Linked DNA regions of Mus musculus: region 1 is linked to region 2. The links are chromatin loops, found by intact Hi-C in ENCODE. Cell type or tissue: left cerebral cortex. All regions are shown on one strand. Links, peaks and the distances in the headings refer to the core of each region. The heading gives the core; the rest is flanking DNA.

The links. Peaks named below come from ENCODE experiments on the same cell type or tissue, not always from the same donor. Only the 100,000 strongest peaks of a DNase experiment are listed, where the experiment ranks them.
Region 1: it touches region 2 in a loop (3-fold over the local background); 2 of 42 quality-filtered maps call a loop at or near these places.

Annotation. Positions count from the first base shown.
Region 1 is chr1:43,454,568-43,471,172 of GRCm38, reverse strand. All of the region lies in intron 1 of Nck2 (non-catalytic region of tyrosine kinase adaptor protein 2), which reads right to left. Among named protein-coding and RNA genes, the nearest start is that of Nck2, 17 kb to the right of the region's middle. In left cerebral cortex, for the core only: no CTCF peak of the experiment used is centred there; DNase peaks (open chromatin) are centred at 5,228, 6,039, 6,664, 7,024 and 1 more place; H3K27ac peaks cover 2,817 bases.
Region 2 is chr1:43,123,126-43,139,730 of GRCm38, reverse strand. It overlaps Fhl2 (four and a half LIM domains 2), which reads left to right. Exons shown (of 6, transcript NM_010212.4): 4 at 7,910-8,079; 5 at 11,301-11,487; 6 at 16,066-16,605. The coding sequence ends at 16,217. Among named protein-coding and RNA genes, the nearest start is that of Fhl2, 33 kb to the left of the region's middle. In left cerebral cortex, for the core only: no CTCF peak of the experiment used is centred there; DNase peaks (open chromatin) are centred at 5,275, 8,972, 9,300 and 11,352; H3K27ac peaks cover 1,967 bases.

The sequences.
Region 1 (16,605 bases), core at 3,956-11,955, 330 kb before region 2:
AAAACCTGAACTGCCTCCTTTTTAGAAATATTAGCTTTTAAAAACTTTCTTTTAGTCATAACAAAATACTGGTTTCTACCTAAGGGGCATAATAAGAGTGAAAGTACTCTTGAAGAATCTGTCCAAACCAGGCCCCACGTTTCTTACTAGAAACGATCAGTTATAAAACGGCAGAATCACAGTGTTAACAGCAGATCTGATAACGAGCGGTCGAGAAGCATATCAGATGCCAGGCCAGCGCGTGAAGCCCAGACTACTCCTTAGAATGACTTCCTTCAAGAGCTGAACTACTTTAAAAGACCAAAAATATTTTTACCAACCTGCTAAACATCTCCATATTTAAAATAATGGAAACTAATTCACAAGCCAGGGGGGAAAAAAATGGCTCAGTGGGTAAAGTACTTGCTGAGCAAAAAGAAGGTGCTGACTTAGATCCTAGCACCCAGGCCAGGCATGATGGAACATGCCTAAATTCCCAGTGTTGGAGAAAGCACAGCATGAATGGGAGGATCCTGGGAGCTTGATGGTCAGCTGGTCTAGCCAATCAGTGAGACGCCGTGGAGAGCAAACTGGGAAGATGTCTGACATTGAATTTGGCCTCCCCTGGGCATACATAGGTATGCATATTCACCCACCCACCCAGACAGACAGACAGACAGACACACACACACACACACACACACACCACTAGTAACAACTCAATTTACTCTTGCTGTCCACATCCCAGGCACTATTGCCTGCTGATACCACAGGCAGTCTAATTCTGAGTTATGTCAGGACCGTTTTAGAGACCCTTGGCCTTTCTTTCTAAAGCAGATCTACTAACCTTCTGCTTCTAAAGCCCCCTGCTTCCACTGACACTATTTTAAATACCATCATTTACACAAACACACTCACATACGGTGTAAGTTTCCAGCCTCTTAATTACCTAGAAACAACCACGCTGTGTATTTCACCCACTAGCAAAGTAGAAGGCAGGTACAGGTGCGACCCTTCATAAGAATGTCCGCCATAAGAGGAGGTACCAAGTGTGTTTCCTCCTGAAGCTGTTAAGACACTCAGAGGCCATCAGCCACCCTCTTCAGTTTTAAAGCATCTGTACAAAGACATGCTCAGAGTAGGAAATGCTTAAACCTCTCAGACACCCCTTTAGCGGCCAGGATCCGCTTAATTCCATAGCGGTTATTCTACTGCGACACCATTCCTGTGAAAAGGCTTAAATAAGGCTCGGCACAAGGCACCGCTCTGCTTGTCTTGCTCTGGGGTTTGTTGTGTGGCACTAGAGCTGGGCCCCAGAGCCTCACGCAAGTTAAACAAATGTTCTACCCAACCTTACCCATATTGTAACTATCCATCTACAGACCTTCTCTCCTAGAGAAGAAGGATCAAGAAACAATCTACGTGATACAGGCTGACTGAAGAGGGCAAGATCTGAGACAGAGCTCTGGCTCCTAGTCCTGAATGCAGCTTCATATTAAAAAAACCTAAAAAATAAACATTAAAACGCCAAGTGAGTGTAGCTTAGTGATCGAGCGTTCTCCTCCAAGTATACTCAAGGCCCCAGCTTCTATTCCCAACATGTGGGGTAAAACAACGCCGTGCAGAAGCACCACAGGAGGCAAAGAGAGGCTAAAGACATCACTAAGAACTCAAAACCCTCTGCTACGTTAATTACCAGCAGCACCTAGACGCACACACCCTATCCACCAAACCTGGCTAGATGAGGCCGAGCAGATCCAGAGCGCTACGGTTATGAGACAAGCTCCCATGTCAGTCTGCTCTGCGCACCGTCCACAAGGACAGTGGGCAGGATGGAGAGAGTTTTAGCTACATAACCTATTTCTCGGAAAGCCCACAGGGAAACTTATCTTCCACAGCTCGGTTATTCTTCAGCAAGTTATTGTGAGCACAGTCACAATGCTACGCTTAAAGATCCCTAGTAATGTTACTATATTTTCCTGCATTTGCTTCCTGAGAACCAAGATGTGGGGGAGTTACCAGTGCAGTGAGATTCACAATTACTCAGACAAGGGCAAGGGAGAATGGAAAATAAGCAAGCCTCAGCTGCTCACAGAGAAGTGTTTTAAATAGGTCTTGCCAGCTGGGGAAGGGGTGGGGATGGGTGGGCCTTGAGTTAGTGCTGCCCTGTCATGGAAATAATACAAAAAAGTATCTCTGGGCAGTGTTCTAGGCTTCCAGACAGAGCTCCCAGAAAACCTCAGAATTTCCAGAGTGATAGTTGATCCTGGGCCACAAAAGGCCACGACTGAACTTGTGCGTATGATGGGACATAATATGGGGGTCTTTCGATCTTGCCTCCACTGCTTGCTCAGAGGAGAGATGAACAGTAACTGGGTCTTAACTCTTAAACACTGGATTGGGGACTCCCTGGTTAATGAGCCCCTTGGGGTGATTTTCTGAAGGAAACTGGAAAGGTTGTAAAAACTCTGGAGCCACTCACTGCCCCAGCCACACACAGCCTGTGCATCCTTGTCCCCTGCCATTCCTGAATTGCATGTCCCCTAACAAACTAGCAGTAACTGACTTCTGCAAAATGTGGTGTTGCAGGTAGACCCGGGGCCTTTCCTGAGTCCTGGCAGCTGTCGCATGGCATTCATGAACAGGAAGAGGAAGGCATGGGAACTTATTAACTGATTAACTGATCAGTCAGAAATAGCGGCGGTTCTTTTGCAGCTAGCATCTGAAAGGGGGCCGGGGAGGGGCAGTCTTGTTGAGCCAAGTGCTCATAACTTAGGAGGAATGTACCAGTCCTGCAGTCTGCATTGGGGGTGACTATTATATAGGCCAGCCAGCTGGTATCAGAGGATGGGGCTGCCTACTATGGGGGCTTGCTTCCTCAGGATATGGCTATTCCAGCTGTGACGTGCTACAGAGTAAGACACATAACAGGGGGAACGCTGCAGTCTTCAAAAAAAAAGGGGGGGGGGGTTGGAATGTAGTAAATTGACACGCTGACTATATGTTGGCATGACATGGGTTCTACTGGGTTCATCCACATACCACTAAAATCTGTCTGCTTCCTTTTACTTTTCAGTTGTGGTTGCGGGGGTCACGGGTGCTATATCTGTAGTGCTCGCACACAGGTTGCCCTCTGTTTCTACAGGATAATACTTTGAAATTTACCTCAAATTTTCCATGAAGAAACAAGCAAGTCTACAGATTAAGACATCGGGTATAAGCCAGGAACCACTCTGTTTCAGAAACCCTCTGCTGAAGGCTGCCTCCTCCTCTTGCCCCAGAAAACAGTGCAGAGCTATGGTGCCAAGAAAGGGGCAGGCAAGGCTCCAAAGCAGCATTGTCACACTTCAGATCTGTACTTCCGGCGTACAGGGTGAACAGGCTTCTTCCAGAAAGAGCGAAAAAAACACAGTGTGTTGGCCTTGTGGGTCACAAGCTCACAATTACTCAATCCCACTACACTACCACGACTATGCTACCACGACTATGCTACCACGAAAGCGGCCACAAGCAGCATGCAACTGACCAATCCCAGCTGTCTTCTTTTTCTCTTTTTTGATTTTGTGTATTTCTTTCTTTGCGACAGGGACTCATAGCCAGGCTGGCCTTGAATCCCTGATCCTCCTGCCTCCATCTTCCAAGTATTAGGGTTATGTACCACCATGCCTGGCCAGGGTGTGTTCTAATACGGCTGATCACACAAAAGGTAGCGGGACAGATTCAGTCCAGGGGCTATTTGCCAAGCACTGTTCTACACATTCAGAAAGAGATATTCCTAAATGTGTCTTATCAGCGCACCAAGCTAGAACATCTACAAAAATACCTTCCACAAAACAGCAGTTAAGCTATTGTGGAAACAAGGCTAAATGAAAAAAATAAAGTCCTACCGAGTTAACTCAATGTCAACTTCTAAGCTTTTATTGTCCATCACGAGCAGACTATGCTGGCAGTTGCCCTACAGTAACAACTGAATGGGAAGTTACATTAATACATTTCTCTACTTTTTAAATGGGGTTGCCTACAGTGGCTCAACAACAATAAATATGACACCACTAAAGTAAAAGGGATCTAATGAAAGGAACAGACAGGACTCCACAATCAAACACTCCAGGCTTCCTCTTTCTAGAGAGAGGAAGGTGAGCACGACCGTTCAGCATTGGTAGGTGAGAGTGGACTTCACCCACACAGAATCCCTGCAATGGCAAAGCGCACAGAGGGAATAAAACCCCCGCAGGCCCTCTAAACACAGACACAAGGTTTGTGGATGGAATTATGCTCAGTCAGCACCAGAAGCAGCAGCCCCTGGTTCCGTGTGCTGCTGAGCACCATCCACCTCACACAGCGACCTATGTGCACCTATGTGCAACCCACATGGAAGGAGTTAAAGGACAGCAGGCTTCTGAGACCAACACTTCCCTCCACTCCTGAGTCTGACCAACAGTATGCATCCAAAAACAGAAACAAAAAACCCCTGAAAACAAAGGCACTAGTCTATCATTATACTAACTTGTAGACATTAAAACTAGTAATAAATCTAACAGACCTCATTACAGAAGGCAACAGAATGCAGGGCCTGAAACCTATGAGGGAGCAGAGGCAGGGTGTGTGGATGCAAGCACAGTCTGCAGAAGCCCATCCCTGGGTTCCTAGCACAGGCCACAGTGTAGATGGGCTCTGGGAAGGGAAAAGAGCCCTCAGAGAGCAAGGTATCTATGGCAGGTTAAAACAGACCAAGTTCTCCTACTCCTTCCAGTGCCTCCAGGACCACGCCCTCAGCACACACAGTTCCCAGCTGGAAGGCCTGCACACCTTCTGTGCCCCTCAAGCTGCGAGTGCTGCGGCATTTCACACCCACTGGTTCAAACTGGCCCTCACCTCCAACATCTCCTCTTCACCCTTTTGCTAAAAAAAAAAAAAAAAAAGGTACCCCGTAAAGTAATTTTCTGCACTCTTGAAAAAATTAGGGGAAACACCATAAAAACCTCACGGAGAACGAGAATAGTAATTTTGAAGAGTCATGCTTGGTAGCAAATGCTGACCAAGAAGTAATAAAAATAGGCCACTCTGGTATCCTGTATTAGTCACCTGACACTGCGTAATAAACAGTACACGTGTAGCAGCTGAAAATACACAGCCTACTACTAAGCTCTGTGAGTCTGGAGTCTGGGCCTGCCACATCCAATACACATGCCTACAAAGACACCCAGTCAAAACATGTCTTCTTCTAAAACGTACAATCTAAATAGTACCTCTGGTAGGCTATCTGCCTGTTTCAGGCATGACAAGCTGACGGAAAATACAATAATGTGCCACATAATGAAATTTCAGTCACTGACAAATCACGTAAGTTACAGTGGTTCTTAGGGGACACTGGAACACAAACATCCTACAGACTGGTAATGTCACAGCCACCCTGGCACTGATGCTCATGGAACCGACTGTGCCACATATGTAAATGCATGTGCAATTGTATGCAGGACATTACACTTGATGATAAATGACTGCTCATAGCACACACACACATACACACACACACAAACTATAACCCCTCTGCTGTCTTAAATACTTGGAGCTTACTGTGTCTCCTGATTGCCTCATGTTCTCTTGTGCTTAATTTAATCTTGTACAGCTGTCATCATGACTACAAACAAGAGAATGAACACACACATACATACATACATCCAGACCTTCCAGGTGTGTAACATGGCTGTCTGGTATTCCTGTACCATTTAGGTTTGTGACATGAATCACATGACAGATTTCTCAAGCACACCCCCACCATTAGATGATGTTTGTGTGTAGCAAATGGGTTACTAAACAAAGGAATACCCAGGCCTCTCTTTCATCTGGCCACTGACTAAAAGCATAATAATCCAACTCTACCATTTACCCTGTGCCCCAAATATGGCTCCAATGAACAACCTACCAAGAGCAACAGTCACTCTTAAAAGGACATGCCAAGGCTAAGAGTGTTTCATCTGTTGTCAGGAAGTCCCTTCAAAGGGAGAGATGTATGTGTTGAGAAGATTGTACAGTTATACACAGTGGCCACAAAAACAGAGGCTGCAAACATGAAGCTGAGAACAGGAAGTCTGCAAGATGGGGAGGAGTCTTCTTCACAACTGTCTTAAGGAGTCTGTTCTGCTCATTTTAGCAAGACATGAATTTATAAAATTAGAACAATAAAGAGATACACTCAATAAAGAAGAATAAAGTTACTGTGTCATCCTTACTATTCAAAGGCATCCATACCACAGAAAGAAAATAAATAAAAAGTGCCAAAAAACTGTGTCTCAGAAATCAAGGTCTCGGGCTAGGGGTGTGGTTCAGTGGTAGAGCTCTTGCCTAGCATACCTGGGGCCCTCATAAATAAATCTCTAAGTAAGCAAGTAAGAAAGGAGGAAAGGAGGAAAAGAAAGGGGATGGATCTGGGTCTCAATAAAATACTTGGAGCTCTGTTTGCACCTACAGATCTTTTTGCCTGGCAAAGCCGCCAGCTTCTCTTTAGACAACCAGAACTGGTTTCCTTCCCAGACAGACAGGATTGGCTATCAGATTCTGAGGCAGCTTCACAGTGCTTTGGGCTTGAACCCTGAAGCAGCAGCCCTGGGAGGGCAGCCACAGCTAAGGGAGCTCGTCCACTCAAACTGCATGGCTAAAATAATTATGGATGTCTACCACACACCGCCCATTAATCTGGAGAATGAACATGCAACACACCTAGGAATCGTGACTGTGGCCAATGCCAAGCCAAGCACCATGGCAGAGGCGTGCAAATAGAGCACACCCACAGGAAAATGCTCCAAAGTAAAGCTGCCAAGACTAGCAATTGGATAAATTGCTTAGCTTCTTCAAACCAGCCACTTCATCTGTTAAACAAGGACAAGGGCAGCCTTGTAAGGTTGTAGAGAGAATCAAATTAGACAACAGGTATGAAATGCTCAGCCCTGTTAAGTACTCAATAAATATCAGCGCCTGCTGCCGTGGCCGTGGTGCTTTGAGAGCGCACCTCTGAGGCATCGCTAAAGGGAGTTTCTCACCCCTGGTATTTACAGTGCTGCACCCACAGAAGCCCAATGCAAGCAATGTGTGTGCCAAGTCTTATCACTGAATTTTCACAGCATTTTTCTTTAAACACAGGTCAAAAGCTCCAAGGGCTGCTTTGCCTCAGAACACCAGAGAGCCAAAAAACCTTAAGGCGTGAGATCTTCTAAAGATACTGACATTTTTTCTGTTCCTAGACGTCATCACAAGGCTGTAAAGGCCCAATCCAACTGCCAAAACATTATAAAATAACCTCTTAAACCAAACAAATGTACATTAGTGTTTTTAGCCAAGAAACAGTATATAATTTCCTACTATGAATTAATTCTTTATTTATAAAAACAATAATGGAGCTTTTTATAACTTAAATAAATTGTTTTTAGATTTTCCCCCCCTTGGAGAACATATTTTATGTTATCTACCTGAAGGTAGGTAACACATTGCAAGGCTGGGAAGAGTTCTGTTAGGTAACAAAATTGAGCTACTTTCCTGCAAGGCCTAGGCAGACGGCCTCTGGCCGGTGGCAAGGACATCATCAGAAGGCAGGATTATGTTTGTTCCAGCCAGGTCTGTCTTTCTATGCCGTGTGCCCTTTCTCTACAGGCACATTACTGAGGCCTGGAGACTTTTTCAAGAACCTTCTGGGTTTTAAATGGTTTTGGTTTTAGGCAATTTTAATATCGTAAGTTACTAACTCAATATTCCAAACTAATTTTGAGATATGGTCACAGGTCACCTCAGGCGGGGCATCTTTATGCACACAATGACCAGCAAGATCGAGTGGCAGGTCTAACAGGAAATCAAAGGAAAGCGGAAAGGAATCTGCCTTCGCCTGCAGCATGCAGCCACGGTGGAACCACATGGAAATTCCTGTTATTTCTCTGGTCATTGCAAAGGGTATGGACTGTGCCACTAAAGTCACGCTTAAAGGAAATACTATATATGAACTAAAAGCTGGTCAGAATAAAAATGCCTGGTTTGGGTTTCTGTTTTGATCACAAGTCCACAAACCCCTGTGAAGTTATCAGCAGACGGGTGTGGATAGGATAAGTCTTCTCTAAGAAATAATTCTGAACTCTATACAATATCAGCTCCAACTCCCATTTTAACAAACCTTTAGATCTCAAACTGGGGGCTGAAGCAGAGATTAAGTCCCTTTTCAGAGAAGAGAGTTCCTGATTTGCCGTGGCTGTAAGTAGGGAAGGCAGATTCGAGATGATTCATAAGTATTGGCCAAGCTTGCGATCTGACACTTGCCCAGTAAGTCCTGGAGCCGACACCCTCAGGCCAGGCCTCCCTCAGTTTGAAGAATCAGCAGAAACCCCTGGCTCACTCCCCACTCTCACAGGCATCTTTCCAGTCACCAGCCTTGTGACAGGAAAGCCCAAGACAGCCCTGAATGTTCCCCAGCCCCATAAATGTCATGGAGTCAAGTGGTATCCACACAAAGCCACTGAAATTCATATCTGTCATCTCTAACTAGTAGTAATCTTTCTTTAAGAAGAACACCAGACAGAACTAGGTATGATAGCCCATGCCTTTAATCCCAGCACTTGGGAGGCAGAGGCAGGCAAACTTCAAGTTCAAGTCTTAGCTACATAACTGGCCTGGGCTGCCTAGAAAGACCTTGTTTCAAATAATAAATAAATAAAATAATAACTAAATAAGTAACAGCAGAAATGTAGCTAGATACAGTGGTGTGTACCTGTAATTTTAGTACTTCTGAAGATCACTTGAGACCAGGAGTTTGAATCCTGTGCTAGTAAATCAGTGAGATCCTATTTAAAACATAAAGTAAGACCCTCCCCCGCCCCCCCAATTCTCTCTCGCTCTCTCGCTCCGTGTGTGTGTGTGTGTGTGTGTGTGTGTGTGTGTATGCAGACCAAAATGGACATCAGCTACAACAGAGGCACAGATTGAAAAGACTGCAAGTTCAAAAACATTGTTGAATTTATATTTAGTCATTTTAATACACAAATACAGCATCATAAGTTATAGTCACATAAAGGGATACAATGAAGCTCTGTAACCTATGTAATTTCGGAGATGCAGAAGACTAAGTTGTTTCCTGGCCTCACACTCAAATGATACCACTACAAGTCTCCCTTCCTTGGCCCAGACCTTTCTATAGAAGGTCTCGGAACTGTCATTCATTTCTTCCTCTACCGCAAACCTGAAACCATCAAACTGAGAAGTGAAGCTATCTAGAAAGAAGGGGCATAGGCTCATATAAAGGGAGTCAGACCAAGATGGTAGAAACTGGGGGGCGGGGTGGGCACTTACTCAGGGTTTCTATTGCTGCAACGAAACACCGTGACTAAAGAACGAGCTGGGAGGAAAGGGTTTGTTTGGCTTACACTTCTGTATCACTGCTCATCACTGAAGGAAGGCGGGGCAAGAACTCAAACAGGAACAAACTGGAAGCAGGAACGTATGCAAAGGCCATGGAAGGGTGCTGCTTACTGGCTTGCTCATCGTCTGTGGTTATAGAACACAAGACCACCAGCCCAGGGATAGCATCCCCCACAATAGGCTCTGCCCTCCCCATTTACAGCTGGATCTCATGAAAGCTTTGTCTCTGTTGAGATTCCCTCCTTTTGGATAACTCCAATTTGTGTGTCAAACTGGCCTAAGACTAGCCAGCACACGCTGTGAGAATAAAAGCCCCTGCCTGGAGCTTAAGGATTCAGAGCATAGAGCAGCACAGGGCCTCCACACAAGCCAAGTCAGGAGAAGGGCTCAGATTCTAATCCATAGCAGAGGCCCTTAACTTCCCATACAGATCAGAATCACCTGGGAAACTCGTCTCAACAGGTTTCTGACCAATTTGTCCCAGGAGAAAAAGTCATTAAGTGCAAAGCAGGCCCTGAGAATGTATTTTTCTCCATATCCCAAAACCACATTCTAGAAATATGCTGAAGAACCACCCTATCGCCTCCTCCACCACAGTGCCAAGGAGCCATGTTGCCATGCCTTCTATGGCCTCTGAAATTGTCTCCTGCAGGCTGAACGTCATCATCTCCTATGAAGAGTTCCGAGTAGCTACTGTAGAAACAACCGCTCTGGGCTGGAGAGATGACTCGGTGGTTAAGAACACGGATGGCTCTTCCAGAGGTCCTGAGTTCAATTTCCAACAACCACATGATGGCTTACAACCATCTGTAATGGGGTCTGATGCCCTCTTCTGGTGTGTCTGGAGAGCAATGGTGATACATTAAATAAATAAACAAATCTTTAAAAGAAGGAAACAACCATTCCAGGTACAGAAGCTGACTTTTCCCAAAGACCAGAGATGGAAAGAAGGGGGAAAAAAAAATCAACATTAGAAAAAACTGTACCCCAACCAGGTGGTGGAGGTTAGCATACAGTTGCAAACTATGCTGACAGTATGTAACTGTCAACGTGACACAATCTAAAAGCCACCTGGGCAGAGAGTCTCAGAAGGGACTGCCTAGACAGTTTGGTCTGTCAGCAAATCTGTGGCAGATCTTCCTTAACTGGGTTGAGATTCCCATCCCGAATGAGTGCAGCACCATTTCATGACCGGGCCCTGAACTGCAGTGAAATCAATGTGCTATGCAGTAAGCACTCGGGAACTGATTCTCGGCTCTCCTGGGGATATGACTTGCTACTCCAAGTTCCTGCCTTGACTCTCCCAAAATGAAGAATTATGACTTAGAATTGTGAGCTAGAAGTCATCTCCCACCACCCCCCGAAGTTGGTTTTTGTCAGGGTATTTTAGCACAGCAACAGAAATTGAAATAGGGCAGCGGCACCTGTGATGTGAAGAGAACGGAGTTTCCACCTCTCTGCTCGGAACCCCAAACTCATCATGAGGAAACTAAACAACCCTCAAAACCTGCCCAAGGTGCTTGGAACTACCAGAACCAAGCCCCGAAAGCTACGCCAGACAGTTGAAACGAAGATGACAGGATTAAAAGCAATGTGGGGTCCTGGGACAGAGAAACAGATGTTAGGAACTAATTATATAAATCTAAACATAGCCCAGGCTTTTGTTAACATCGTGTATCAACACTGATCGTTAAATATGATGAGGGCCCTATACTGATGCCAGACAACCAAGTGAGAAAAAGTGGTGCTGGTTATGTCTCAGTTATCTGAAAGTATTTTAAAATGCACAGATAGGTTGGAGGTACATACTAGCAATTCAAGCCCACAGGGCTAGGTAGCATGAAGATCTCCTGTGCAAGCCTGGGCTACACAGCAAAGTCACAGCTAGCTTATGCTATATCGGGAGATCATTGGAGGGTGAGGGGCATGCTAATGTAAATATAAAATTAAAACGTATGTACAGAATACCATGGTGGCCTTTGAACAGCAACAAACTGTACTCTGATAAAACTGGTGAATCTCAATACTCAAGAAAAAAAGGGGGTGGGGCTGAGGATACTGCTTAGTGCAAGGGCTTTTGCCCAGTAAGCCCAAGGCCCTGAGCTCTATCTAGGTCCTCAATTTAATACTAACTTTTCAACTTAAAAGGAAGGGAGAGAGAGAGGGGGAGAGAGGGAGGGAGGGAGAGAGGGAGGGACAAAGGGAGGGAGGGAGAGAGGGAGGGGGCTCAGCGTAATAAAACAGAACAAGGTTTTTACATTACTGAAATCCAAAAGAACAGTGTATGCTTGAATACATAAAATGATAAATAGACTATATAAGCAAACTTGCAACTTTCAATGAAACTGAACAAGAACTTAATACAAAGTCTCCCTTTCTCAAGGCCCAAAACCAGGAATCCAACATGTTCTACCTTTAATCCATCACAAACCTCCTATCTCCAAATCAAACTTGGTTTACTCTCAAATGAACTTCAAGAGAAACAATGGAGCCTTAACTAGTCTATCACTAATTAATTCTAGTATTTCACAAAAACCCCTTTTACATTAATCCATATTATCTGAAGCCAAAGGAAATGAAGGCTACTTCGGCAGGAATAACCAAGACCCTATTTACGTTGAAAAGCAATGTTGGTTTGTTCTCCTATGCTAAACAAAACTTAAAAATAAAGGCTGACACCTATCCACCTCTAGAAAAGTTTCACAAACCACCTTTGTGATCTGGGCACTGGATTGAGAAACTGGCAGTCTGAAAAGCTGCATTTACAAAAATTCAGGACCTTGATATAAAAAGAAACATTCAAACTAGAGTAAGAAACAGTTTTAAGTTTCAAAGGAAGTACTTTCCAAATCAGACCTAGGAGAAAACAAAACAAGCCCTTGCCTTAGCTGGACAGGGTTGATCTGCAAAACCCACTGTTCCACAAGAAACAGAAATTTGACTGAATAAACCCTCTCTAAATTAAAAGGTGGCCCATGTCTTTAACTGCAGCACTCAGGAAGCAAAGGCAGGTGGATCTCTGAGTTTCAGGCCAGCCAGGGCCTGAAAACCTATCTCAAAATCCATACATAAAAACAAACAAAATGTGAGCTAGTGCATTTACACCATTATCAAACAAAACAAGAAATAAATTATCTGTGTGCTACCTAAATGCAATATTCAGCTAAAACCTTCAATAAGTAGTTTTACTGATTTTTTTTAAATAAGTAAGCAACAGACAAGCAGAGTTTACATTATAAGAAAGAACAGGTTTAGCTAACCCCAAAACAAGAGTCTACTGTGTGCAAACAAATGGTCTGACTTTCATCTGAGTCCTTGAAATATCTACATGAGTGGATGAGTATGTTGAGGCAGCCACCAACGTACACAGCTACACCAGGGAACAACTCTCAGGTGACCATTCTAGCCTCCACCTCCAAGGAACTTGGGAAAGAGTTATCCTTCTCCAAAATACTGGAACTACATTTCTGTTGGTGTTAGGGAGGGTGGGAGAGACTTTGTGTAGTGTCACCTCTCACGCAAATGTGGAGATGGTGATTAAAGGTCAGAAATGAGTGTGGACTAAAAGAAATCTCTAGGCTAGTTTACAGGCTCCCTGGGGGTAGATCTCTGGCTGGCTCCCACAGCCCTGGCACACAGTTGGTGTCAATAAATACTCACTAAGTGAACACTGCTTATTCAAAATACAATCCCAACAGTAGTCCACCACACAAGAGAGGTCTGAAGAATAACATGATCTGTCACCTCTACATCCACCCACTTTCAGCCTCAACCTCTGTGCAGGATCTGATACACTAGCAGGGCCCTGGATCTGCCACTTAAATCATTTATTCATGCTTCCTAAAGGAAACGTTCTACCAATCAAGGACTACATCACACTAACTATAAAAGCGCCAAAGCCCTGTAAGAAACACTGTGGCAACCTCTTTCACAAAAACACAAAACAGTGTTAAGAGAAGATACATGCAATTGTGTAACTAGCCAAATCAGTAACAAAGAATCTCTACTTCCCATAGGAATCAAGACTTTAGACATCCCAATTGAGATAAACCTATTAATCAAGTTTAGAATGATATAATTTAATACAGTTCAAATTATAATGAAAAGCCAAAATATCCCCCACCTAAGGCAGATGCTTACAGGCAGGAGACAAACCGCAGTGGAGTGCAGGTTTCAAGAAACATCCCCATACCACAGATCTCTCTCCAGAAAGCCATTCACAGTTGGGAGCATACGGCCAGTTTGGATAATTTCTTCATCTACAAAACATCCGATTCACAACAGAAGATTCCTTCTACCCACCCTCCAAGAAGAAAAGGCACTGAATAGCCTATAGGCAACAAAAAGATACATACATTGCTCAGCCTCACCTAACTTCAGCAGTTCCTCTGTCCCCCAAGAGTTACCATTAACTTTCCAGAGGATCCTCAGCCATCGGAGATAGGGCTAGAGAAAAGATAAGCTATAAGATTTAAGATCTCAGAACACTGAAATTTCACTGTGTTGTATAGTATTCATCCTAGTAACAGAACCGGAAGAATGGTGATAAGAAATTCGGTCAAAAGAGGAAGAAGAAAGGACAGGAAATAATCAACACAACACAGACAGCTGCGAAGACAAGGCAACTCCAACTGGCAAGCCTCCTCCACATTGCTAGGGTCCTTTTTTTTTTTCCTCTGCTTGATCAAGAAAGAGCCTATTTACAAAGGGAAAAAAAAAAAATCAGACAGTCATCATATCCTAGGCTGGCTAATCCATAGTTGTGTAGATGCTGGGAGTCAGCAACTAACAGCCAAATTAGAATTTCCCCTTTCCTTCTCCTTCCTAAGGTCTAATTTGTGGTATTTGTGCTCTCTCTTTGAAGAGGGTAAGGACCATAGAAAGCAGACATCAAACATTCAAACACTAACGCGCGTGCCCAGCTCAAAACAAACCAGGTTGAGCCCTCAAGCCCGTGAACTTTGGTAATAACAAAATACATCTCTCTGGATAATCATCCGTGTAAAGTTTCTAAGAAAACTGATGTCTTTTGATCAGCCATTGCTCACGCAACTGATAAAGGGTCCCCTATTACCCCACATCAGTGGGCTTTTCTGAGAGCAATGGACTTTATTCACAGCTCAGATAGGTGTCACAATGCAACAATGGGCTCTTCCTAGGTATGTGGTACAGGTATGATGACTGGACACGGATAAGCAGACTGACAAACTTTGGCATTATTTTACACACACACACAAAGAGTCAAGTACATAGAAGTGTCTCCTTTACATATTTAAGGACATAGATGTACAAGTGGTATTCAGGCGTTCTAAACACGTATAACTTTCACTATGTTAATGAAAATGGAGGAATGAAATTGGTCTCCTAAAAGCAACTTCACTAACACTTATGTGGAGAAAATTGCATTCACTCCGGCCAAGGCCGATTAACTCGGGGTATTCTGAGCTAGTTAACACTTGGCTGTGGGGATAGGCTTATGTATTACAGGATTGCAACAGCCAGCCTGTATCAACCATCCATTGCAGCACCTCTAAGCATGACAAGTGTCTCTAGATATTACCAAATGTCAGCACAGGAAAGTTGCTCAGCTGAAAAATCAATGAGTTTTATAGACATAGGTAAAGGATGTTCAAGCGTCCATCAAGTTTTTCAAAACACTAACCTTGAAAAAAAGCGATTTGAATTTGCAAAAATGAACTGTCTCTATTTCCCAATCCAAATCTGATAGCAAATCAGATCCCAAAATGAAGAGGAAGCCATGCATGCACTAATATGCGGGATGTTAAAACATATTTTCTCCCTCAGGCACGGACCCCTGACCCATTAGACACAGTCGTGAAGAGAGAATCCAGTTCCACTGTAGACAGAATTAGCTTTTCTTTGGATGACTGAGTGTATCAGGTACAAGGCACAATCAAGTCTGAAAAGAACACCAAGACTCTTGACCCACAGGCAGTTCATCAAACACGCTTTAGTTCTGCCCAGGCAAAGCCGAGGACTGATCAGAAGGGATAAGAGTCAATCTATAAAGCCAAGCAAAACAGATCCTAGGGAGACTGTGAACAAGGACATAAAGGGTAGTGTGTGCGCCCAGGTGAACATAGCACATAGAAAAGCCCAGTGGTTGAACACAGGACCACACAAGAGTGAAGAAATGAAGGGAAATCCCCAAAGCACAGAAAGGGGGAAAGAATAGGCAGAAAGACTCAATTTATTATCTATCTTGCTATATTCTGCTAAGTTTGTTTCTTTAAATTCACTGATGAAACTTTCCAGCATAACTCTGAATCCTTTTATTTCTTGCTTAGAAAAAAAAAAAAATACTAACGTAGCTTGTGGTTTTTATGTCAACATCAAGCTGGCTTCCATCACACCCAATAATAAGAACAATTTATTATCAGTTCTGACTGGCCCTCCTCACACACCCAGGCTTGATACAAGCTTGTAAACTGATTAGCCATAAAATGGACACAGCAGACAGAAGGAAGAAAGGAAAGACAGCAAGCATGCTTCTGCAGGCAGGCTCCTAAGTGATATAATTAAAATATTTGTTGACTTACAGACATCCTTAAATCCTCAGCCAAAGTTCATACACTCTGAAGCGGAGGTATATCCTTGAAGGAAAATCGATAGACATGGGCAGACTGTATCATTTCCAGGCACTTTCAATGCTCGTGCAAAAGGCTTACCAAGACTCGAGTAACCTCCAAACACCAGAGGCCGAGTCTGCAAAGGTCTGGAGCACACGCTCCCGTGCCATAGTTCCCAAAGGGAGTCTGAGCAGCTGCTTCCAAGGATGCAGACTAAGAGGCAACCCTGCCTTCTACCACTAGAAGAGGCCAAAGCCAACCTGGAAATCCTCAAGACATTCCCACATGTCAGATGGGCGCAGGGGAGTCGTCCGAAGAACAGTGTAACCCTTCAGAGCTGCCTCTCCAAGGCCACTGAAGCAGTCTTAGTCATTCAGTCCTTCCCAACTCCAGAGCCTCCTTCACAAAGGAGCTGATAAGTAGTTTCCAGAATGAATCTACATCCAAGCATCCAAGCTCCACTCCCTATCATTGATTTTTTTTTTTTTTTTTGCCTTTCATCATTTCTCAAATCTTAACTATCATGAACGTTTATGTTCCATTTTATGCATTTTGGACATATCTTAACAAAGGTATAGTGGCCTGGCTTAGAGGGTGAGATGGTCAGAACAGAAGTTCCAGACCAGCCACTGGGTGGCTG
Region 2 (16,605 bases), core at 4,471-12,470:
CCTGAACCCCGGAAGTTGGGAAGCTGAGGCAGGAAGACAGTGCATTCCAGGCCAGCCTGGATGGCACAACCAGATTTCTATGCAAGATAACTAAATAGTTTAAAGTGTCAAGACAGCCTCTTTGAAATCCTTTAATCAGAGGGAGGTTTAGAATCAAGGGGAAGCAGACATATTAAGAAACTTTAGAATCACCAGGTGTATCCACTCTGTGGCCCACAGGATTTGTATGTCCCAGGACAGCCATAAATGTCATGTAACATGTTTGTAGATCACAATAACAATTGCTGTATCAGTAGTTTGCATACCTCGGGACCACAGAAATATTAAGTAACTACTAAAGTGTGTATGAGATTTTAAAAACATGAGTTAACCTTGAGATTCTGAGTTGTAAAGTATATGTTGAGAGAATGATCCATGCTTGCGGTTTAGTTGAAATTTCTTAATGTATTAGCTATTTTAGCACTAATAATATTTAATTATCACAATACCTATAATTTTAACTCAGTTTTGGAACTACTTAAGAATTTGAAGTTTGTTAATCAAAGAACTTTTAAGTAAAGCTATCAAATATGTTAAACTTTAAAGAGAAGTCTAGACAAAATTCAGTTCACTCCACTGATAAATGCGAGCAACATAACGCCATTTAAAAGGATTATTTTTCTTTAAGAATCCTATTCGGTCTCAGGTGCGATGGGACACACCTTTAATCTCAGCACTCTATAGCTGGAGACAGAGCAGATCTCTGAGTTCTAGGCCAGCCAGTTACAAGATGGGGGAGGGGCAGTAAGAAAGCTCAATTGATCCCACCACTTCAGTCTTCCAAGTAGTAGGAACTAGAGGTATCACTTATCATCATCACCATCACCATCACCATCACCATCATTTCTTTACATGTAAAAGCTATAGAAGTTAGGGCTGGAAAATGGCTCAGTCAGAAAACGCCCGTTTCTCAGCACCTCACAGGGGTGTGTAAACCGTGAAATCCCCCTGTCAGAACAAATGGGAGGTTAGAAAGGGCTTTAAAGAAGTGCGACTGCAGAGTTCACACTCATCTGACAAAGCGGATGTTGACCGATGCCCCTCCTCTCCCTCTGCACTGACTCATTGATGCTTTAGCCACATGTGGTCCTGTGGCTAGCAGTCTTCCTCACACAGGGAGTCCCACGTTGTTCTGTGACCACCCTCAAAGGCACAGCTCACAGAAACGAGGAGCATTGATTGGCCATTGGAATCAAGTGTATATCAGGCTCCAGTCGCAGCCACAGTAATTCCTTTCCACAGATGTGTAGTGCGCCCCCATGCGGCAGGGCCACGTGAGTGCTTCATGGCGATTTTGTTGGAAAGAGGCTGTCACCCTTTGTTTCTGTTTGTTTCTGCCCCAACTCAGATACAATAACCATTTTTACCAAGGGGAAGAAAAAATACAAGTCCCAGAAGCAGTTACGTCCTGAAAGAAGAACGGGCTGGAGGTGGAGAGGGTACCCGTTCTCCCTGGGTGTTTCTAAGTGTCTGCTGTGTGAGGAACATGGGCTCTTCAGTGCTGACTATAACATCTGCCAGTGAATGTGTCTTCGTGTACAGATGAAGATGCGTGATACAGAATCTGGAAGATCACAGCCAACCTTGACAGATGATTGAGCCTAAAGTCCTAGTGAGAGAAAAAAGATGATGCAATTCCTGAGGGATGAAACCTGAAGTTGGCCTCTGGGCTCTACACATATGCATGGCCTACACACACACTCTCACACAAACACATGAGCACACGTGTGCACATGCACATGCATGTGTACACACACACACGAGAGAGAGAGAGAGAGAGAGAGAGAGAGAGAGAGAGAGAGAGAGAGAGTTAGAGTTGTCAAGGGTTTTTGAGTTTGTAGTTTCAATGGATCGAATACTAACTCTAAGATCCAGGGCCACCATAACCCTGTGTCGTCCTATGTAGCAGGGCCCCATCGATGTGTGAAGAACACGATGCTTAGGAGACAGTTTTAAGTCAGATTCTGACTTGTGGTGCTGTGGATGTTCATGGCCTCCTACACGCCAGTGAACACCCTGCTGCTGAGCTCCATCCACACACTCAAGCTCCCATCCTTCTGTGGGAGAGTGACTAACTTTCTGTTTTATTTCTGGCTTGCATTGCTTTTGGCAAAGAGGAGGGACTGCAGAGTTCTGGGTGACAGACTGACATATGGGAAGTATTTGGGGAAGATATATGGGGTGAGAAGTAATACTTTTCCAAAGGAGATAATTAGACCTTCAGTAAGATAGATTCTTATTGCTACAACATTTTTCTGGTTAATACGACTTTTAAATGACACACTGTGACGGGAACAGAAGCACCCTGTCTGAAGCACAGCTGGGGAGGGGTGGCGAAGACATAGCTGCATGGCGATTGGTGATGCTGGAACTTTAAGCCACGTTAATTAGAAACTTAGGACCCAAGTGGGGTATGGCAGGAGGCATTGGAGCATTGCCCACCAAAGACTGGACCCTCCCATATTGATCATCAACCAAAAGGCTTGCCTACAAGTCAGTCTGATGGCATTTTCGAAATGGAGTCTCTGTCTCCCCAAGTGATTCTACCTCATATCAAGTTGACTAAAGCAGACAAACAAACAGACAAAACCAGCACAAGACTCCGTCTCCAAAAGGAAAGCAAATTAATTCTTTGGCAGTCTTCTAAACAACAGCCCTGGGAAGTCAATTTGCAGTTCTTCTAGTGAGTAGAATCTCTCTAAGACCCTTACCATGACTGCAGCCCAGCCACACAGCTGCAGCCTAGCTACACAGCTGCAGCCAGCTGCACAGCTGCAGCCCAACCACACAGCTGCAGCCAGCCACACAGCTGCAGCCAGCCACACAGCTGCAGCCAGCCTCATAGCCGCAGCCAGCCACACAGCTGCAGCTCAGCCACACAGCTGCTGCCAGTCACACAGCTGCAGCCCAGCCACACAGCTGCAGCCCAGCCACACAGCTGCAGCCAGCCACACAGCTGCAGCCCAGCTACACAGCTGCAGCCAGCCACACAGCTGCTGCCAGTCACACAGCTGCAGCCCAGCTACACAGCTGCAGCCAGCCACACAGCTGCAGCCAGCCACACAGCTGCAGCCCAGCCACACAGCTGCAGCCCAGCCACACAGCTGCAGCCCAGCCACACAGCTGCAGCCTAGCTACACAGCTGCAGCCCAGCCACGCAGCTACATAGTAGCTTAGTTAGCTCCAGAGTTGTAGCCAACCATTCATACTGCTGTAGCCCAGCCCCAGGGTCTACCTACTGCTGCTTCTGTTCTCCCTTTTTTTGGCTTTGTTCATTCACCTCTGAAGTGCTCCACTCTCTTCTGTGTGATTCCTATGCCCCCAGCTCCTCCAGTTTTCCCTATCCTTTATGCCTAGTCAACCAGCGCTAGGACATTTCCTGCCTGTGAGCAGACAGGCAGGCCCTGGGAGATAAAGGTACAGAGGGAGGACTTGGGTCTGCAGAGAGCAGCTGGGTCAGCTCCACATATGAGGGGTTTTTGTGTCTTAGTATATTACACCTGCACGGGTGCAGAACACATGGACAAGGAAGCTCACTCTGCAGCGTAACTCATTTCCTTCACTTGGGTTCTGGGACATAGCTGGGAAATGGAGGACAGAAGAGTTGCAGAGGTCTTTTGCTGTTGCAAGCACACATAGCCTCTCTAACAGGATATAAGAGCAGTTCTGGGAGCTACCTCAACAGGGCATCCCTATATAGTCCATGGTGCTGGACCAAGAACCTAAGTGCTCTTTGCTTTATGCCCTAGGTGTGGCCAGGAGCTAGGTGGGCCTTGGTCTGCTCACCTCACAGGGAGGTCATGGTCTGCAGGACTGTCCTTTGTCAGTGCGTAGTTAAGTGAACCCTGACAATCGGAGTTACTTTGAATATAGAAGTGATATTGCTGATGGGAGCTTAACACACTCATGTCCCTTTGTACACTGGAGGCCATGTGCATTGACTCATCCAGAGTTCACGGGACTACAAGCTTTCTCTGAGTTGGTCTTGAGAATTCCTCCCCGTGAGGGAACTTTGTTCTTGGCTCACAAGATTGTCACAGATTGGATGAGACCTCTCTGTTGCAAGGGGTATAATCGGCTTCGTTCTAAGTCTGCTGGCTGCAAACAGTAATTTAATCTAAAAAACCATATTCACAGCAGCATTCAGACCAGGGGATTTGTTGTTGTTTATTGTTCATCTTTTAGGAGACAGGATCTCTCTGCATTGCCAGGCTTGCCTCAGACTCTGGTCTCAAATGATCCCCTTGCTAAAGCCTTCTGAATGGCTGACACTGCAGACATGCCTGTACATAGAAATGGCCCTGCTTTGACCTCCCTCTTTACAATCTTTGCTTAGAGTATTGCATCCTATTTGGTACATGTAAATATCATACACCAATTAAAACATAAAAACCAAAGGGCAAGGTGAAGAGTGGGCAGAGCTTCTTTGGAGCTTTGGTAGTGGATTCAGGTTTACAGAACTTAGTCCAGGTCCTTCTCCTTACCCGGCCCCACACACCACACTGACAAGACAGAAAACCAGAATTTCATCATAATCCTGTCCCTAGACCGGCCAGTTCACACAAACTAAATGCTAGGCCCCCGTCATCTGTTATCTTGCTGGTATCAGAGGAAGAAGGGCTCAAGGAGACTGGCCAGCTCTAATCTTGCACCCACATCTTCCTGATTCCTCACTGTTTGGGTAGGAACAGGACCATACTAGCCACATTGCATGGTAACTCTGCAGCCTGTGGCCATGGCAATGGGTGGCCTTCCTAGCACTTTCCCTGAGGGACCAATTCCCCAACCCTGTGTTGCTATAAGATTTACTTCAAAGACCAGCATGGTGGCATATACTCCTAATGCCAGCACTCATGAGGTAGAGGCAGAAGGATAGATTTAAGTTCTAGACTAGCGTGCTCTAAATAATAAATCCTCGAGTAGCCAGAGTTACAAAGCCAGACCCTGTTTCAAGAAACAATACATATTTACCTGAGCCCACACTGAGAGTGAGCCTTGGAGAGTCGTAGCTGTCTTCGGTGAGAAATCACTGGGTTGGTGGACCACTTAACAGCAGCAGCTCAGAGGACCAAGATGAACACGGTGGTAAAGGAGCCAGCCTCTGGGTGCCAAGGAAACACTTTGGAAAACTACCCACTCTCACCCCCACACTGGTTGTTCAATGTCATTTTTACGGCAAGATCCGTTGTTCCCCTGGACAGCCTATGTACCTCCACGTTAGAAGGCACAGTGTGTTACCCACACATGAGCCCTGCGCATTTTACAGAGTCTATGTAAGATAAAACCTCTTGGAAGAATTAGAAGCTGAGAAAGTGACCCACGTATGCTGTCTAAGAACCATCTAAGAAGTCTCAATGCATCCCTAGCCACCCATAGCACAGATGTCTCCTGACTAGCCTTCCAGCCAGCTCAAGAGAAGCCCAAACCTTGCTGTTTTGACTGAGAGCTAAGGACTAGTTCATAGTTGCTTGCATTATCCAGTGTACTTCTGCTGTGTCTGGAGCAGTGGGCCCCATTCCAGCTACCTACCCCCCCCCCCCCATTCCGGAAGCCTAGGTTGAAGTCGCCCACATTCTGCATCCTTTATATGATCCACACAGCTGAAAATATTTCCCATCAAAGGCATAAAAGCCAGATGTGGTACTGCATGGAGAATCCACACACTAGAAGCTGAGTCAGGAGATCTGTGAGGTCAAGGCTAGCCAGGGCTAGATAGCAACACCTTACCATTTTTTTTAAAGCCATAAACATGTTTGTTGTTGTTTTTTTTCTAATTGCAAATGATACAGTGACTGTCACAAACTCAATTATTCTGCAGCTCCTCTGCTGTTAGAAAAAGAACAGAGGCTATGATGGTAAATGGTTTGAGGGCTGTGGGTATAATGGTAGAATCCTTCCTAGCATGCAAGAGGCCCTCTTAGCTCTACCATAAGGCAGATAAAATAAACCCCTATTAAGAAATAGACAGCAGTGTGGGTCTGGCCCACAGACTGCTGTGGGATATCCCTGAGGATACATACACAAGACCCCACTCTTATCTTCTTACACATAGCCTCTTTTCTTAGTCTACTGCATCATACAAAGGGTATCTATCACACACAGCTTCAATTCTGAATTTGCTCATTTTATAAATATACACACGTTAGGGATGTAGAAAAAAAAGAATCAGTCAATAAATGCAAGTGTTTGCTGTTGGTCAAGGTTGTTGATGGTGGAGTGAACAAATTTCTAGGACATATTGACTGAAGAGTGATAGAAATGTGCAATGACAGTAGTGACTAGAGTAGCTCTCGTTCTAGTTCACGGCACAGTGTGGAAAACCAGAGAGATCCATCACAATGTGGTTCACACAGCAGGGTGTTGCTGTAGTGCCTCACTACACTGGGCTGGAGACTCCAGATCATCAACACCACAGACATTGATTTGTTATCATTGGTGATTAGTGTCTGTGTGCATGTGTGTGTGTGTGTGTGTGTATGCGAGAGTGTGTATAGGGGCATGTACATGCCACAGTGCACTTGTGGAGGTCAAAGGATACCTCTTGGCTTGCTTCTTCTGTGGTGGGTTCTGGGGACTGGACTCAGGTTGGCAGGCTCTCTCATGGCAAGAAATGTTACCCGCTGAGCCATCTCCTCAGTCTCCAGTCACTTCTGCTTCACTGTGAACCAAATGGATGTTGTTTAATGAAAGTACAACAGGGGATGTACAGTATTCCCTCCATCCTTAGCGAGTATCTTCTGAGACCCTCCATTGATACTACTAAGCCTACATTTACTCTGCTTTATGACAAACTTTAGTGAGTTGAACATAGTAAAAGTAAGTAAAATAAGGCTATATGAACCCAAGGACTGTAGTATCATGATAGTTGGTCTTGCAATGAGGTGGATTGGTAGCAAATACAGTGTGGATGCCCTGGGAAACAGGAAAATACCCATCCTTTTTTTAAAAGATGTATTTGTTTATTTTTATGTATGTGAGTACACTGTAGCTGTACAGATGGTTATAAGCCTTCATGTGGTTGATGGGAATTGAATTTTTCGGACCTCTGCTTGTTCCAGTCAATTCTGCTTGCTCAGGCCCCAAAATCTATGTATTATTATATATAAATACACTGTAGCTGTCTTCTGACACACCAGAAGAGGGTGTCAGATCTCATTACAGGTGGTTGTGAGCCACCATGTGGCTGCTGGGATTTGAACTCAGGACCTTCAAAAGAGCAGCCAATGCTTTTACCCACTGAGCCATCTTGCTAGCCCCGATAATCACCATCCTTGTAGACTGGGTAGGAGAGTACACTTTCTCATCACACTACCCAGAAAGGTGTGCAACTTTCTTTAATGAATGAATTGTATATCTCTGGAATTTTCCGTTAAATATTTTCAGTTTGACCTGAGTCTGACCACAGATAACCGAAAGAAATTTAAACCATGAGTATAGAGAGTAACTGTTGCTAAGTAGTGACCTTCACCAACTCTACCACATAAGCATTAACTAACCATGCTGAGTTTCATCTATATTTTACCATGTGAAAATGCACTTTAAATTTTTTATTTTGTTAATTTTAGTTTATTAATAAAATTTACTGATATTTATTTTATTAATTTTTATTTCCACTTAAAACTCCCAACCACCATATTTAATGTAAACTTCAAGTACTTACTCCGTACCATATTGTTCTAGGATTGCATGTATAGCGTTGAAACAAAAGGCAAAATAGAAATTATCTCCAGTTAGAGAGGAGCCATTGAGAGCAGAAGAGACTTGCCATGTCATGTAACACTAGGTAGGAGGTAACAGGCTCTGGAGGCACGTTACTGGGACTCCAGCCAGTCTAATGGCACCCGCTGATTTCTCTCGCCTCTGACCACAGGTACCCGCAAGATGGAATACAAGGGCAGCAGCTGGCACGAGACCTGCTTCACCTGTCAGCGCTGCCAGCAGCCCATTGGAACCAAGAGCTTCATACCTAAGGAGAATCAGAACTTCTGCGTGCCCTGCTATGAGAAGCAGTATGCCCTGCAGTGCGTGCAGTGCAAAAAGGTGCTCGGGATCCCTTGGGGCCTCTTGTCCTTCTCAGCTTCCATCCTTGGCCCAGCTGTCATGAAGGGATGCCTGTCACATCTCTATGCTACGAGAGCTTGCCCATTCCTGCCTTGCGCATCTGTTCTCTTGGGTGTCTGTGTGTTGATCTATTGGGTCTGTGATCTGGTCTTTATCATGCCTTCAAGAACATTTCCAAATGTTATTATCTGATGTTGGAGGGAAGGGAAACTCTTTATCCTTAGCCTGTCTCTGCTAAGCTGATCTGGAATAAATAAGAACCAGAGAGGAGCTCTGCCACACCCTCCCACATACCTCTCCATGGATGGTGACACTTCCAGGACTTCAGTACCCATTAGGACCTATACCGGCCTGTTAAACCCTTTCCCTCCCTCACTTCCTTGCCCTCCTATGCCCTCCGCTCTCCTCACTCCCCTGCTGCCCTGCCCTCCACCACATCTGTGGCAGTTTTTTGCTTACCCCCTGCACTTGTCTCTTCTGGGATCTCTTTCTGCTGTTCAGCCACCACTTCTGGCTTGGAAACAGTTTGGTCCCTTCCAGCAAGGCTCATCTTGATGTGGTAGGGGAAGCTCTCATTGGGTTCACCCATAATGAACTCTGTAAGCAAGGCAGGGAGCACATCCTGAATGCTGTGTTCACTCGTGTATGTTTGATGGCCATAGAGTCTATTTATTTGTGCATATGCACAACAGAAACCTGAGCACCGTTTAGTGGTTGTTGACCTGTAGATCAGCTCCACTGCCAGGGCTACAAACCTGCAGGCACCCCTACAGACTCCACATGGCAACACTATGATAGCAGTCCCTGTGGCTCCTTTAAGTCACTCCTCCTGTCATCTGCTCATCCATATGGTCCTTTTAGCTGCAAAAGTGCAGCAGGCACAGTCTTGTGGGTGCATGCCTTTGTATATGTGCTCCCTAAATACACTCAGGGCTTTCAAGCTGGGCATGTCCATCCTCAGGCAAGGAAAGACACCCTATGGCACGAGGGGTCTGAGGACGGGCGGGACATTCAAAGGATGGATTTTAATCCTCGTGGAAATGATTCTGCAGCCAGCAGGGTGTCCTGATACATGTGCTGTGAGACAGGACAGATTGGTCACAGAGTAGATAACAAGAAGAACCAGCTAAGGTGGGGTGGAGGGTGGAGGGTGGAGGTTGGGGGTATTGAGGAAAGAAATCTCCAAGAAAGCCATGCTTAAGATGAAGTGAAGCTGAGCCAGCTGCTGTGGTGTGAAGAGGGGTGGAGGAGGGTGTGAGGAGATGTGGAGGGAGTGGGAGGAAGTGGAAAGTATGAAGAGAGGAGGAGTCTTGGGGGAGTGAATAAAAGATGTGAGGTAGAAGGGTTAAGAGGAGGAAGGGGCAGGAAGGGAGAGGAAGGGGGAAGGGGGGAAAGAAAGGTGGAGGAAGGGGAAGAGTAAGAAGGGGGAAGGGGAGGAAGGGAAGGGGAGAGGAGTAAGGGAAGTGGAGTAAGTGGGGGAGGGGAGGAAGTGAGGGAGGGGAAGGAAGGGGAAAAGGAAAGGGGAGGGGGAGGGGGATGGGAAGGAGGGGAGAGGGGAAGGGAGAGGGGGGAGGGGAGGGAGGAAGTGGGGGAGCATAGGGTATAGGAGACAGAAGAGCGGAGAAGGGTGTGAAGGGTACTAGATCCAGAACACATAGGGAGGACCAGAGGAAACTCAAGACAGAGCAAGCATCACCTTATATATACATGCTTCCTCTATCTCCCAGAACATGGAGACCCAGAATATTTTTTCATAAATTCCATTTCTGGGGCAGGGCAAATGATTTCTCATGTGTGGTTTAATGACAAGAGCACTGGACAGAAGGGAGTCTTAATTCTCCTTCTTGCCTTGTCATTAACTGATTCTGACTTAATTCTTGGACAATATCTGGGACTCAGTTGCTTCATCTACAGCCTAAAAATAGCATCTTGCCACACAAGCTTCATGCAGGGACTTCAGAAATGGCCAAATGCTGCCATACTGTTCATAAGGTAAAGAGCACTGGGGCAGGGCCTATCTTCTGTGGCCACTGCACGTCGAGGTGAGGCTCACTTAGCCTCCCCTGACTTCTGATTCTACTCTCCACCATGATTTAAACTCATATGGAGAGCAATATTTGGAGGTTACTGGATGCAGTTGAGGTATGGCAAGCTGTTTATCACCTTGAAGCTTCTTCAGAAACCTCCTATGACTTAAGATAGGGCGAGGATAAAGGCCTTCAGGGTCCCACGCCAGCAGATGCAGGTTCCAGAAAGCCTCTGCCTTTCTGCCTCTCTAGTTACTGTACAGGCTGAGCATGAGAGTAGAGCTGGAGAGGCCATCAGTTGCTGGGATTTGAAGGAAGGCTTCCACAGAGATTCATCCTTTTCTCTTCATCACTCCGACTTTGTAGACAGAACTGAGGTACTGAGGTCTCTAGCTACAGGATCTCAGGGCTGCTCAGAAGTAGCAGTCGATGCCTTCAATGTTATCTCTGACCACTGTGCTACCTTCCTATCTGGGATGGTGACAATGCCCCATGGCACTCATTCCTTCTGTTCCCCTGCACTACTGTGAAACCTAAAGACCCCACATCACTAGGGAGAAAGCCAGGAACCGTAGCAATGGTATGGATGATAACATGAGGTGCCTGGGGTATGAAGTTCCTTTTCTTTTCTCTTTTCTCTTCTCTTCTCTTCTCTTCTCTTCTCTTCTCTTCTCTTCTCTTCTCTTCTCTTCTCTTCTCTTCTCTTCTCTTCTCTTCTCTTCTCTTCTCTTCTCTTCTCTTCTCTCCTCTCCTCTCCTCTCCTCTCCTCTCCTCTCCTCTCCTCTCCTCTCCTCTCCTCTTCTCTTCTTTTTATTAGATAATTTCTTTATTTACATTTCAAATGTTATCCCTTTTCCTGGTTTCCACTCCGAAAACCCCCTATCCCCTCCCCCACTCACCAACCCTCCCACTCCCGCTTCCTGGTCCTGCCATCCCCCTACACTGGAGCATAGAGCCCTCACAGGACCAAGGGCCTCTCCTCCCACTGATGACTGACAAGGCCATCCTTTGCTACATATGTGGCTGGAGCCACAGGTCCCTCCATGTCGACTTTAACAAACTGCATATTTGTTGTGGGTGGGGCTCGTGTCTTACATCATTCATGGGCAACAGCAGTGACAGATGTTTACCAGAAACAGGGGTAGCCCTGACTCATACACTTGTCTCCCCCAGCCTATCACCACAGGAGGTGTTACTTACCGGGAGCAGCCCTGGCACAAGGAATGCTTTGTGTGCACAGCCTGCAAGAAGCAGCTATCTGGGCAACGCTTCACAGCACGGGATGAGTTTCCATACTGCCTGACCTGCTTCTGTGACTTGTACGCTAAGAAATGTGCTGGGTGCACCAACCCCATTAGTGGTAAGTGTCCTGGGAAGGCCATTGCCAGGGTAGAGACTGTCTGCTTCCTGGAACAACATGGACGTCTAGAGTGTTAGCATAAGAGTGTTGTTAATATCTTGAGGCTCTGAGCCCAACAAGCATTTTTGCCTCTGCTGTGTATCCTCAGAACACAGCTGGTGGCTTCCCCTTAAGCCTGGTGATGCAGAACCATTGGCATGTCATTGAGTGTTTCTGCTTGGGTCTGAGTCTATTATAGTCACATGAACAAAATGAATGGTGCATTTCAGCCCCAACAGCAGACCTGGTATTTGAAGTATTCATGTCATCTTAACGAGACTCTTCTAACCACAAACCACAGCTAGGTGGGGACACATTCTGAGTAGCACAGTCCCCAAAGAGTTAGACAAAGTGAGAGCCCAAAATGTGCCTGGTTGACAGACTAGTATTTGGGCTGAGCTATTGAGTATGGTGAAGATATTGAAGGTAAAGACTACTGGCTCCAGACTAAAGCCCTTTGATTTTTCACCATGTACCAATCAGTGGCAGGGGGTGAGAGTGCAAGTATTCTGTCATATATAGGAGTGTTTCTTGAAGTGGTCTTTCCAATCCCATTCATTCAGTCTACCTGTTTTTGTTTGTTCTTCGTTGCTCTGATAAACACCATGATTAAAAGCAACATGTGAAGGAAAGGATTTCTTTTGTCTTACTGTTTATACTCCATCATGAAGACAAAAGGGGCAGGAACCTGGAGGCAGGAATCCAAGCAGAGCCATAGAGGAGTGCTGCTTACTGGCTTGCTCTTCATGTCTTGCTCAACATGCTTGTTTGTATAGCCCAGGACCACTGTCTGGGGTCACACTCTCCACATTGGGCTTGCCCCTCCCATGTCAATCATTAATCAAGAAAATGCCTGACAGACTACTTGGCTACTGGAAGAGGTTCCCTCTTCCCAGACAATTCTAGGTTGTATAGAGTTGACAAAAAGCTAACCAGCCCACATTGCATCATCCCTGATGCACTGTCAGTAGACATATGTGGCAGGAAGCAGAGAGACACAGACTTTCCCCTATAGCTTTGTAGGTAGGGTCTTTCTTTATACAGACACGCTTGCAGACCATTGTGTACCTTGCCTAGAACCAAGTTGTCTTGTTCCTATGGGACTTCCCAGCTGGCAGGCCTTGGTTCATGCTTTATTTGCATGTAAAATTAAAATATACAAAATAGATAAATTTTGTTGAGACATCTGATTCTAGCGACTTAGATACTGTATTTCCTTTGAAATTAGTTTGGGAGGACAATGGGACATTTTCAGTGGCCTGCCCATCTTTGAAGCTGTTTTCCTAGCTTCTGCTAAGGAAATGTCTCCAACACTTTATAATTTATGGAAACGTAGTATGAATGTGAAGTACTTTATATTAGACATGGATGTCTGCTGCAGTTATAGAATTTGGGGAAAAGGTTAGAAGAACCAGAATTCTTCCTTTAAAACAGCAGAATTAATGCTCTGAAAAGCAATGATTGATTTTCAAGAACATATAGAAGAACTTTGAAACTGCAAACTAGAATGTACTCTTAGCTGTATTTCCAAACACTTATACATACCGAGCTTCGATGAGGTTTCTAATAGATCCTTAGTACTTTTTCTCTTCAACACAATTTATACTGCTTTTACGAATAATTGGAAAACACTAATTTAAAATTTTCTATGTGCAGTGATGCTTACTTCTCATCCATAATTGACCACAGTATCGATCCATATAGGTATGCAACTTTAAATCAATACCCAGGTTGCTGGTAGTGACCCACAGATGTGCACAAAGCAGCAGTGGGTTTGAGTTCCCACGCATCTATGCTCTGGCTGACACTGGATAGATGAAGCTCTGCCCCTGTGTTCTAGCTCCCTTCTTCCTTTGTAGCCCTAGCTGTGCTGGGACTCACTCTGTAGTCCAGGCTGGTCTCGAACTCACAGAGATACCCTTCCTTCTGCCTCCTCAGTGCTGGGATTAAAGGCATGCACCACCACTGCCTGGCCTCTAGCTCCCTGCTTAAATAATGTGTCCCACAATGATGTGGGGATTGTTTTTGTCTTTTACATTTTTTGTGACTGGGGGGGCAGGGCATTTCCATGTAGTGCCCTTGAGTATAAGAAGGCAATGTGTCTTAACAGAGGAAACACGTTAGAGAAGGTGTTGACCAGTTTTAATGTCAGTGATTTTAAATTAAATTAAAATGTCTAATATTCAGAGAGAGGCATGCATAGAGTAACATCTTTGGTCATTTGAAACATAATAGAAGATTTTAGAAACCTGCTCTTTCTTAAAAGCAGTAGTTCAGTATTTGCTAATTCAGTCTTGTTAGGGACATTATAGGATATAAAACTTAAAAATAAAGATTGAATATATATATACTATGTATATAGTAAATTATATATGAAGAATCCTAATTTTATATATATATATAGTTTTGTTTGGCTCCTTTTTCCACCTCTTGTTGCATATGCTGGCCTTTCAGGGCAAAAGAAGAGTCTTGAAGGAGATACTCCCTTCCCCCATGACGTTCACATTTTTCTACACACACACACACACACACACACACACACACACACACGCCACTACCAAAGCTCCTCTTTGCCCCAGCTCTCTGCTGTAGAACTTAACCAAGGGTGTGAGGGCGTGTGGAATGGCATAGATGCCGGGGTGTCCTAAAAGCTTCTTAGAGGGAGGCTGGAGGAGGACTCAGTGGTTAAGCGTACTGGACGCCCTTCCAGAGGACCCAGTTTCAAGTCCCAGTACCCATTATAATGTCTGTAACCCATAGACTGTCTGTAACTCCAGTACCAGGAACCCAACACTTTCTTCTGGCCATGTGCTTACACGTGGTGCACAGAGATATATTGAGGTAAACACACACATAAAAACTAAAACACAAATCTCAAAATAAAAACAAGAAGCATCTTGCATTTGCAGCTCATTTAGATGCAAATGCTAGGACGAGACATCACCATTTCCCAAGCCTTTCCCAGTCCTGGGGACTTCTCAGAGCTTCCTAGGTGACTCAGAGGTGCAGAAAAGTTACAACAGCAACCCTGAAGCCCAGTGTGGATTCTGCCCAGGGCTAGTGGCAAAGTTCTGGTTCTAGGAAGAGGGAAGGCAATTTATAAGGAAAGCAGATACGTGGATGTTGCTCCTCCCCTTTGTGGTTCTGTGAATCGAACCCAAGAATTCACACACACTAGGCAAGCACTCTCCCATTGAGTTACAGCCTCAGCTCCAGGAATTTGCCTCCCCCCCACCCCCCCACTGCCACTCCCAAGCTATTTAGGAAAGGAGGGCTGATAAGTATTGCTGGTATGTCCTCCATCTGGCAGCAGAAATGGCCTTTGGAAAGACACAGGTACTTCAAAGAGTCACATGCAAGGACCCAGCATTGGCGTGGCTTGCCAAATATGAGATTTTCATGGTGTGGAAGGGCTTGTTACAATAGAACCTACCTGGTGAGTTAGAGTCTTTGTAGGTCTGAGAACTTGAACGTGATAGTAGTGAAGTGGTAGAGGTGTAGCTACTTCCTTACAGTCTGATTAATCACATTGAACTTTAATTAACTGAAATACAGTAACTAAATCTCGCCAGAACAGATGGCAACTGTGACATAAGTCCATGTATTCCATCCTTCACTGTTTCGGGCTGTCCCTCGGCCATACAGACCACCTGTCATTGATAGTGTAGTCAGCACCCTGTGGACCCTAAACATCTCATGGGGAACAGTCAGACATGAGTCAAGATGTTTGTTTGTTTGTTTGTTTGTTTACCAATGCTGGACCCCAGGGTGTAGCTCTGTGCTCAACTGCTTCCATAGGATGCGGGATCCTGGCCCTGCCTCCAGCACTGTGAAAAGATAAACTGGTTTTGTTCAGTCCTTAACGCTTTCCGGGGCAGCTCGGGCCAGTGATCCTGCGTTCCTTCACTACACTATACCCCAAGTCACTGAGCCCCTTCCCTCACCTGCAGCTCCTGCTTCTGGAGCTGATCCCAGGGTCGCCCCTCTGTAAGCTGTTACTTCCCTAGCCCTTCCCAGAACTTTTCTACCCTTTCTCTTTCCTACCCTTTTCTCTTCTGCCTCCCTACATCCACTTCCTTTATTATAGCACTCAGCAAACGCACAAGGAACTTTCTCCCTTTCCCTTGTGGGGAGCAGGTTTCATTTCAGGAGAAAAACCTAACCATCGAGGAAACAGCAGACACCTTTCTTCTCAGGGTGCTAGCGATGGAAACCAGTCCCTCAAACCCTATAGGCGAGGGCTCTATCGCTGAGCTACACGGGCAGGTCAAACCAGCACTTTTTCATAGTGTTACCGTACCCTTGTTAGAACCAGGGTCTGTTCGGATGACCCTGCGCTCCTTGAGGCTGTGCAGAGTTGTTGATTATATGTGCGGTCTCTGCTCTCAGCTGCTTGTCTGAAGCTCACTGCGCATGTGTCGTACAGCGGGCTCAAACATTGAAGTGGATCGCTCACTGCACATGTGTCGTTCAGTGGGCACGAAGGTTGAAGCGGATCAGACGGTGCAATTGGTCACCTGTGTTTTCTTTTGTGCACAGGTCTGGGTGGCACAAAGTACATCTCTTTCGAGGAACGCCAATGGCACAACGACTGCTTTAACTGTAAGAAGTGCTCCCTGTCTCTGGTGGGACGAGGCTTCCTCACAGAGAGAGATGACATCCTCTGTCCTGACTGTGGAAAGGATATTTGAAGGCGGCACAGAAGCCACAGCGCGTGGCGCAGAGATTCGGATGTTTTCTTTCATAACCAGGCAATGCTGTGTTCTGATTCCCACCAGCCACCACGAGGCTTCCTCTTGCTGCCCTGGCTTCACATTTGTTGAAACCCTTTAGTTCTTTTCTTCTCAGTGGGGACAAGATCCATCCGTAAGCCCCGGATGGGAAGATGGTTTGGAATTTTATAGAAATGCAAGGCAGATTAAATGAAAAAGTCTTGAGTGTCTTTATAATGCATCCTTCCTTCACATCCTATTTAATTTTTTAAGTGCAATTAACATGTGTTATGAACTTGAATGTATTTTCAAGGGAGAGCTGGGATTTGCAGCTTTGTGACTTCCTTTTTATGTAAAACCTAGAGGA